Linked DNA regions of Homo sapiens: all the other regions are linked to region 2. A link is a contact called in ENCODE Hi-C or POLR2A ChIA-PET data. All regions are on one chromosome and are shown on one strand. Each heading gives the region's core, a stretch centred on a gene start or an enhancer-like site at or near the end of the contact. The rest is flanking DNA. Distances are from core to core; before and after follow the strand shown.

Evidence for each region. Hi-C counts contacts between places; a loop is a spot of excess contacts on that map. ChIA-PET counts read pairs that join two places held with the same protein, here RNA polymerase II (POLR2A). Pooled maps may share reads with other maps.
Region 1: a loop to region 2 is called in a pooled map, with 23 times the contacts of the local background. The contact joins the promoter of FNBP4 here to the promoter of HSD17B12 in region 2. A Hi-C loop is called at or near these places in 1 of 37 single-sample maps with no recorded cell type and 11 of 50 pooled maps. POLR2A ChIA-PET finds 5 or more read pairs at or near these places in 1 of 52 experiments (A673).
Region 3: a loop to region 2 is called in a pooled map, with 6 times the contacts of the local background. The contact joins the enhancer-like site here to the promoter of HSD17B12 in region 2. A Hi-C loop is called at or near these places in 1 of 37 single-sample maps with no recorded cell type and 2 of 50 pooled maps. POLR2A ChIA-PET finds 5 or more read pairs at or near these places in 1 of 52 experiments (GM12878).

Annotation. Positions count from the first base shown.
Region 1 is chr11:47,765,928-47,768,627 of GRCh38, forward strand. It overlaps FNBP4 (formin binding protein 4), which reads right to left and starts at 1,414. Exons shown (of 17, transcript NM_015308.5): 1 at 1,142-1,414. The coding sequence starts at 1,361. RefSeq lists enhancers at 1-704, 499-558, 705-1,629 and a silencer at 819-1,428.
Region 2 is chr11:43,679,369-43,682,068 of GRCh38, forward strand. HSD17B12 (hydroxysteroid 17-beta dehydrogenase 12) reads left to right here and starts at 1,370. Exons shown (of 11, transcript NM_016142.3): 1 at 1,370-1,619. The coding sequence starts at 1,460. RefSeq lists enhancers at 965-1,014, 1,225-1,790, 1,865-1,914, 2,065-2,124.
Region 3 is chr11:47,861,968-47,864,667 of GRCh38, forward strand. No RefSeq gene overlaps it. Among named protein-coding and RNA genes, the nearest start is that of NUP160, 15 kb to the left of the region's middle. RefSeq lists an enhancer at 1,213-1,262. Within about 2 kb of position 1,329, at least 4 of the 41 ENCODE cell types and tissues checked have a DNase peak (open chromatin) inside an H3K27ac peak, as active enhancers do.

The DNA of each region.
Region 1 (2,700 bases), core at 164-2,663, 4.1 Mb after region 2:
CGCCTACCTCGGCCTCCCAAAGTGCTGGGATTACAGGCATGAGTCACCGTGCCCTGGAGTCTTTCATCTGCTTACAAACTTCAACATCAAGGGAAGACTCTTACCATGGTAAATAAAAATTATTAATACATCTGCATGGCCGGGCGCGATGGCTCTCGCCTGTAATGATCGCTTGAGCCCTGGAGTTCGAGACCAGCCCGGGAAACATGAACTCCGTCTCTACTGAAAATACAAAAATTAGCCGGGCATGGTGGCAGGGTCCTGTAGTCCCAGCTACCCAGGAGGCTAAGGCGGGAGGATCGCTTGAACCCGGGAGGTGGAGGTTGCAGTGAGCCCAAGATCGCGCCACTGCACTCCAGCCTGGGCGACAGATTGAGACATTGTCTCGAAAAAAACAAAACAAAACTCTTAAAAAGTTACATCTGCAATACTTACAAATACATACAAAAACAGTAAGTATTCTCCAGGCTATGATAGGACCTTTACAAGACACACCAAACACTGCTATTGCGGATTTTTTCCAATTAACGAACCAGCGTGATCTCTGAACATGTGAAACGGTCGCGGCTTCTCCGGCGCCTAGTCCTGGAGTCACTTTTAATCTAAGCACCACTCCAGTGAGAACCACACAAATACTTAGGAACCTACCAGCTCCATTTCTCCAGCAGTTCTGCTAGTGTGGGGATGCTTACTAGCTGGAATATTAAGAGCTTTTTCTAAACGTCTCTATCCCCGTTTCGACAAAACCGAAAGGAGGCAGATGACGTGTGGAAAGGCCTGGCCCACAGTCACAGGCCGCGCACGCGGAAACTCATCCTCACATCCACCCTCTGCGTTACCCAAAACCGACCCGGGGCGTTTGGGAGACTCAGGATGCCCGAACTTCGGTCATATTTCAAACGTTCCCGGGGCAAGCCCTGCACCACAGATGGCGCCTCGGGCTTGGCCCGGGCCGAGGGCGCAGAACTCGGCCTGGCCCTTCTGCGGCCCGGAGCCCAGGGCCGCCCCGCCTGCAGGCCCGCAGCAGGCAGGCCTCGGAAGCCGACCTCGCCCGCCTCCCTCGCCGGGTCTGGCCAGGCGCCGTGAGGAGCCTAGGCCGCAAGCCCTGAGCTCGAGTTCAGGTCCCCCCGCGCACCCTTGCCTTCTGAAGGCGAGTCGTCCGAGGCCGCGGCGGCAGTCACCGCGGTGGTGGTGGTCGTCGCCGCCGACGGGGCGGGCTGGCTGGGGACCGCCGCGGTTGAGTCCGGCTCAGTGTCGGGTTCCGGCTCCGGGTCCCGGCCCGGCGTGCTGCCCCGAGGACCCGGCGGAGAGAGTTGCAGGATGGGCCTACGGCCGGGTACCGCCCGGGACTTCTTCCCCATCGCGAGCCCAAGCGCGAGCAGAGAGCGTCGGGCGGCCGAGAGGGGCGGGCACTGGAGGCTGGGCGCTGGGCCCTGGGCGCTGCGACGCGTAATCAATATTCATACACCGTGACACCGCCTCCAGCCCGGATCCGCTTTCAACCAGCGGAGCACGCGCTTGCGCAAGCGCCTCGGACCCTTCGGCTCTTCTGGCTCCTCCTCACCAGGAGAAAGGGCGGGATTACCAACTGCGCTAGGCGATTGGCTGTTTTGACCCAGAGAAGGGACCGGTGGCCAATGGAAAAGGAAAAAGGGTGAGAGTCCAGCCAATAGTGCGGTAGGGCCTGAATTAGAACGACTTCCCCACTTCCGTCGGGTTCCACCCATGCGCTTTCCCCAAGCCTTTTCTTTGCCTACTTGTCCTCCATCTTGTGGCTATTCTCGGCCTAGAGTTTCATGTTGTCTGTCTTCTAGAAAGGTGTGCTGCTGGGCCCAGCTCACTCACGCCTGTAATCTCAACACTTTGGGAGGCCGAGGCGGGTGGATCACGAGGTCAGGAGTTCAAGACCAGCTTGTCCAAGATGGTGAAACCCCGTCTCTACTAAAAATACAAAAGATTTAGTCGGGCGCGGTGGCAGGCGCCTGTAATCCTAGCTAGTCGGGAGACTGAGGCAGGCGAATCGCATGAACCCGGCGGCAAAGGTTACAGTGAGCCGAGATCGCGCCACTGCACCCCACCCTGGGTGACAGAGTGAGACTGTCTCAAGAAAAAAAAGAAAGGTGTGCTGTTTTCTGAGCCCTTCCCCACGTTTCGCCCGGATTATTGTGGCTTACTTTGGGTATAGCATTGAACATTAAATGGGACAGTGGGTCTTTTACGCTTTTGTAATTTCCTGCAGCACACAAATAGATGTCTCATATTTTCTCGCTTATTAGCTGGGAAAAATCACGAGATACTCCACTACCTACAAGGAAAAAGCCTAAAATTGTTGGGATGGCATACAGGAACCTTACCAGTTTTGTACTACTATCGTCAACATGCTTTAATTTACCCTTGCTTTAACACTGCCCCCTCTCCCGTCTCCTGCCTCTGGAGCCCGCCACTTGGAGCATCACCTCCCTCACTTTTCCTTTGCACTGACTGGAATAATTACTGCATCACATGATGAAAGTCTTTTATTGTTTCATCAGGGCGCAATGCAGACGCAGTGCAGGCGTGACCTCTCCTGCCCAGCCTCTCCCTGGCACTTGACATCCTGTTGACATCCGTCTCCCCTCTAAACTAAGGAATGCGAGTGGTATTTATTTTTATATCCGCAGCAGCTCAGTTCCCACTAAAAATATCTAATACTTACTGAGC
Region 2 (2,700 bases), core at 120-2,619:
ATAAAGAGTATTCAGTTAGGAAAAGAGGCAGTCAAATTGTCCCTGTTTGCAGATGACATAATTGTATATTTAGAAAACCCCATCGTCTCAGCCCAAAATCTCCTTAAGTTTTACACAATTTTTTAAACTTACCTTGTGATCTTTCTCCTCTGCAACTTTGCTAACGTAGTTCCCATGCCTCTATCTGGACTTCACACTTCTGTGCCCCCTGGAAATACCACTCCCCCACTCCCCAACCAAAAAAGGGAAATTTAAAAAAGAAAGTAAAATTTTCTATCCCCCTTTGAAGACAAATTAAAAGATATAGTCTCCTTCCAAAACTAATTGTTCAGCAAGCTGTGTTCCTATATTTTTCATTCACCATACAGCTCTGATGCCATCGTCTAACAGTTATTAGACTCCATCAGGTTATTTGCCTTGAACCCCAAATCGTTGGGAACTAAGTGATGTTTAGTGCTCAGCTGGGAGGGAGGTCTGGCATTTAAGGGCTCTCTATGAGTGAGTGTAACCCGGGCGAATGCCTGCAGCGAGGAAGGCACAGACACAGAAGACTGCAAGCCTTTATCTGGAAAAGTTTATGGCAACAATGACAGCACGCTTAACAATGATATATTTATTATATAATTATATCATATATGTAAAATATATATTTATTTAATAAAGAGTTGAAAATAAAACTGTGGCTCCACACCTATTTCTTTTCTTTTTTTTTTTGTTTTTGTTTTGGGATGGAGTCTCACTCCGTCGCTCAGGCTGGAATGCAGTGGCGCGATCTCGGCTCACTGCAACCTCTGCCTCCCGGGTTCGTGATTCTCCTGCCTCAGCCTCCCGAGTAGCTGAGATTACAGGCGCACGCCACCACGCCCGGCTAATTTTTGTATTTTTAGTAGAGACGGGGTTCGGATGTTGGCCAGGCTGGTCTCGGACTCCTAAGCTCAAGCGATTCGCCCGCCTCGGCCTCCCAAAGTGCTGGGATTACAGGTGTTAGCCACCGCGCCCTGCCTACGCCCACTTCTTACTATAATCTTTCCATTCACTAGCGGCTTCTCTGATCCCATTTCCTCTTCGAACCTGAGCTCAAACCAGCCTGGGTCTGACCGGCCAATCCGAGCGCAGTCTTCCGCAGTCGCGAGTACGGCTGCAGCCAATGAGAGACCGGGGCGCCTCGGTGGGGTGAGACAGGGCGCTCACTGGCGGAACCCCGGGGGACGCGGTGATGGGAGGAGTGTGGGAGGGGCAGTGGAACTGGAGTCAGCTAATGGCTGACGCACTACGCGCAGAGGGAAAGACGGGTCACCAATAGCGACACGGATATGGCCCCGCGGGCGGGGTTTAGGCCCAAAGTGGTGTCGGAGCAGCGCCTATTAGTGTCATCCTCACCGTCACGGCCGGCGCCTCCTCCTGGATTCATTCACTCGCTCTTTTCATTCACGAAGGTAGTGAGGCCTAGTGGAAAGCCATGGAGAGCGCTCTCCCCGCCGCCGGCTTCCTGTACTGGGTCGGCGCGGGCACCGTGGCCTACCTAGCCCTGCGTATTTCGTACTCGCTCTTCACGGCCCTCCGGGTCTGGGGAGTGGGGAATGAGGCGGGGGTCGGCCCGGGGCTCGGAGAATGGGCAGGTGAGTCGGATGCAGCGCCGCGTCCTCGCTCCCGCGGCGGCCCGGACCAGGCCTGGGCCGTGATGACTAGTTCTGGGGTCTGCTCCTGGCCTTCCCCTCCCCAGCTCTCCTCTTTCTCAGGCTCCTGTGCCCCGCGGGCCCCTCCTGGCTCCCTTGGCTGTCTTCTGCTTGCTTAGACTACTTGCAGAGTTTTAAGGTACGAAATACACTGCTCGCTCAATCCTGGGAATCTAAGCTCAGCTTAGGGTGTAGGAGAAAACTGCCTTAAGTCTCTGGGGCTTGTGCCCTTTAAGCCATTCCGTGTTCATGGAGCCAGTCAGTCGCCCTGCTGCCTCCTCAGTCACACGCTGTCCTCCTTGGTTCGCCCCTTGTAAGTGTTTTTAAAATAAAGTTTTTCGCTCGGTTTGAATATTGGCCCTGTGCTAAGGATGCAGAGCATTCTGTTAACATGTTTGGGCAGAGGATGGAAAGGGGTGTAGGGACACAATTTCAGAAGGCTTTTTGCACTGCGGAATCGTACCTCCCCAGTTACGATTAAGATAGTAATCGTATCTGGATTTGGCCTATTTCATACAATTACAAAGCCCCTTTAAAAGGAATTCTCGCTAAACTGTTCTGGAGTCCTAACGAGTAGCAAGAACTATTGCTTCTGTAAAATGATAACTCATCATGTTAAAATCAGATTTTTTTTTTTTTTTCACAAGGACGTTTGTAGGAAAAAGTATACCCGTAAAGAGTGAACCAAACACATGGAACTTGTAGTCGGAGGATTTTTAAAATGGAGGACGAAGGTCAGGTTGAGGAAATAGGGAAAATTATCTGCAGGGAAGTTTTGCTCCCCCCCCCCTTTTTTTTTTCTTTTTCAACCTATTTTGTTTCCTTCTTTGCTTTATTTTTCGTCTCTTGGCCTTTTTTCCCTTTAAACCGAGTGATTACTTATGATATGCTTGTGGTCCTACCCTGAGATGATTATTTATTTTGATGTTTTATAATCGAATGTGCACTTCCTAAGCATTTTATTGAATTTTGGGGTGGTTAGGCATTGCCTGCAGACTGGGCTCAGGTAAGATACACTAATAAT
Region 3 (2,700 bases), core at 79-2,578, 4.2 Mb after region 2:
GACTTTTCGCTGATTATGTTAAGCTTAGTCACTTAGCTGAGGTAGTGTTTGCCAGATTTCACTGAGCTTTTTTTTTTTTGAGGCGGAGTCTCACTCAGTCTGTCACCCAGGCTGGAGTGCAGTGGTGCGATCTCAGCTCACTGCAACCTCTGCCTCCTGGGTTCCAGCGATTCTTCTGCCTCAACGTCCTGAGTAGCTGGGATTAAAGGTGTGTGCCACCACACCTGGCTAATTTTTGTATTTTTAGTAGAGACAGGGTTTCACCATGTTGGCCAGGCTGGTCTCGAACTCCTGACCTTGTGATCCGCCTGCCTCGGCCTCCCAAAGTGCTGGGATTACAGGTTTGAGCCACGGCGCCCAGCCTCACTGTGCTATTTTTTTAAAATAAAAAAAGTTCTCAAGCAAACTATAGGTCAATAGAGGACTTTAAACTCCATGGGGGCAAGATCTTTGCCTGCTTTGCTCACCACTGTGTATCCAGTGCTGAGCACATTTCTGACAAATAGTAGGTGTTAATTAGAATTTGTTGAAAGAGGGTCAGGCATGGTGGCTCACGCCTGTAATCCCAGCACTTTAAGAGGCCGAGGCGGGTGGATCACCTGAGGTTAAGAGTTTGAGACCAGTTGGCCAACATGGTGAAACCCCGTCTCTACTAAAAGTACAAAAATTAGCTGGGCGTGGTGGTGCATGCCTGTAATCCCAGCTACTTGGGAGGCTGAGGCAGGAGAATCGCTTGAACCTAGGAGGCAGAAGTTGCAGTGAGTCGAGATCATGCCACTACACTCCAGCATGGGCCACAGAGCGAGACTCGTCTCAAAAAAAAATAAAAGAATTTGTTGAATGAAAAAGTGGGAAGATAAATAAATTAACTTCTCCAATATGATGGAATACTGGCAATTATCATAAACATTTGATGATGTGAAAAAATGTAAAGTATTTATTGCTCAGTGAACAAAACAATTAGAAAACAATTTCTATACATTCAGTTTTCTATGAAGTGTGTTTGTGTGTGCAGAAAAATAACTAGAAGAATGTTGTCAACATGTTAACAGTGGTCGTTGGTTATTGCTGGGTGGGAAGGGAATGGGGATTTTTATTTTTTTCTTTGTTCCATATTTTTAAAAATTGTCACAATAAAAAGGAATTACTTTTTGAATCAGAAAAAGGAATAAAAATGGAGAAAAGTTTTAAACTTCAAAAAGATTCCCGAGCAAGGAAAACAGATATTCCAATACAATACTCAGCAACCACGTTATTTAGCCATGTATTAGTATCTGTGAAGGAACTGAAATCAGTGGTGCAGTGCAGAGAGGGTGTTGTCCTCAAAGTTCTGCAGTTTCTAGGAAACAGGGTACACTAGGCACCATCTGTTTCTGATTTAGAGCATTAGAGTTACAAGATCATAAGCCGTATCTTTGTTACTCTCATAACAAATTGTTTAAAGTTAAAAAAAAAGAGTAAAGAGCAAAACCAAATGCACAGGATGCCAGAGTGAATGGCATTATTGTATCATTTGCTTTCTCTTCCCAGGGGCTTTGCATTTTAAAAACACATGTTGTGGTTTTTCTGTGATTATCTTTCCACTTCCTGTGTTGTATCTCCTTACTGTAAATATCCTTTTGTATAGTCATGCTTTTTTCCCCTTGCGTCTTACATGTGTGTCTTTCTTAATATTCACTTTCTCCAGTCTTCTACTGTTTATTTTCCCTAATACTAATTTGTATGAGTCCATTGGTATTTTTATTCTCCAACAAGATTTTTTTAGAACCCTGGTTTCAAATCCTAGTCCCATCTTTTATTAACTGTATGGTCTGGGGGAAATTGCATAATTTCTCTGAATGTTTCCCGCTGAAAATAAGGACAATATTAGGTAACCAATGGGAGTATTGCAAGGATTAAATGAGTTTAATATAAATACATAGAGGATCTAGCCTAGGGATGGGCACAAACATGGCACTTAACCCTTGGTATCTTTTCCTTCCTTCTCTCCTTCTGTGTATCCTCTAATACTATGTCTCGAGTTATCTTTCTAAAACACCAACACATACTAAAGGGTCAAGTCTAACCTTAGCAGGTTTTCAGGGTCCTCCTCAAATAAGCCCCAACCCATCTTTGTGGTCTTACTACCTTCTGGGCACATTCCTTATACACATTACTCTCCAACCACACAAATTACTAGCTGTTGCCTAAATATATGTTACTGTTTCTTCTCTCCCTGACTTTGCAAGTGCCATTTTCTGTGTCTGCAAGTCTTTCCTGCTCCTATCTGACAAACTCCTTTGCAAAGCCTTCTCTGACAGCTTGAGGCCCCCATGCTTCCCTCTGACCATAGTAATTTGTTCAAATCTTTACGAATACAATTCCTTATTCAAGTGTCTGTATCATTCACTCACGTATTCGACAAATACTTACCCAGCTGCTACTATGTGCCAGGCAAATTCTGGTGGGAGTGCAAATTCTGGTGGAATTGTGAGATTCCATAAAGGCAGGGGTCCTGTCCTGTCTTGGTGTTTAGCACTGGCGAAAAGCAAGCACTCAGTATTTGTTTGTTGAATGTTGAATAAAATGAGAGCTTTTTTCTTCAATAGTCAAACTGAAAATTATAATGCTACCAAACACTTCCTCAAAGATAAAGGGCACATTTTCTTTTACATGTAACATATTATTGTGTTTATTAACACTTCCAGGGGGCTCAGAAAT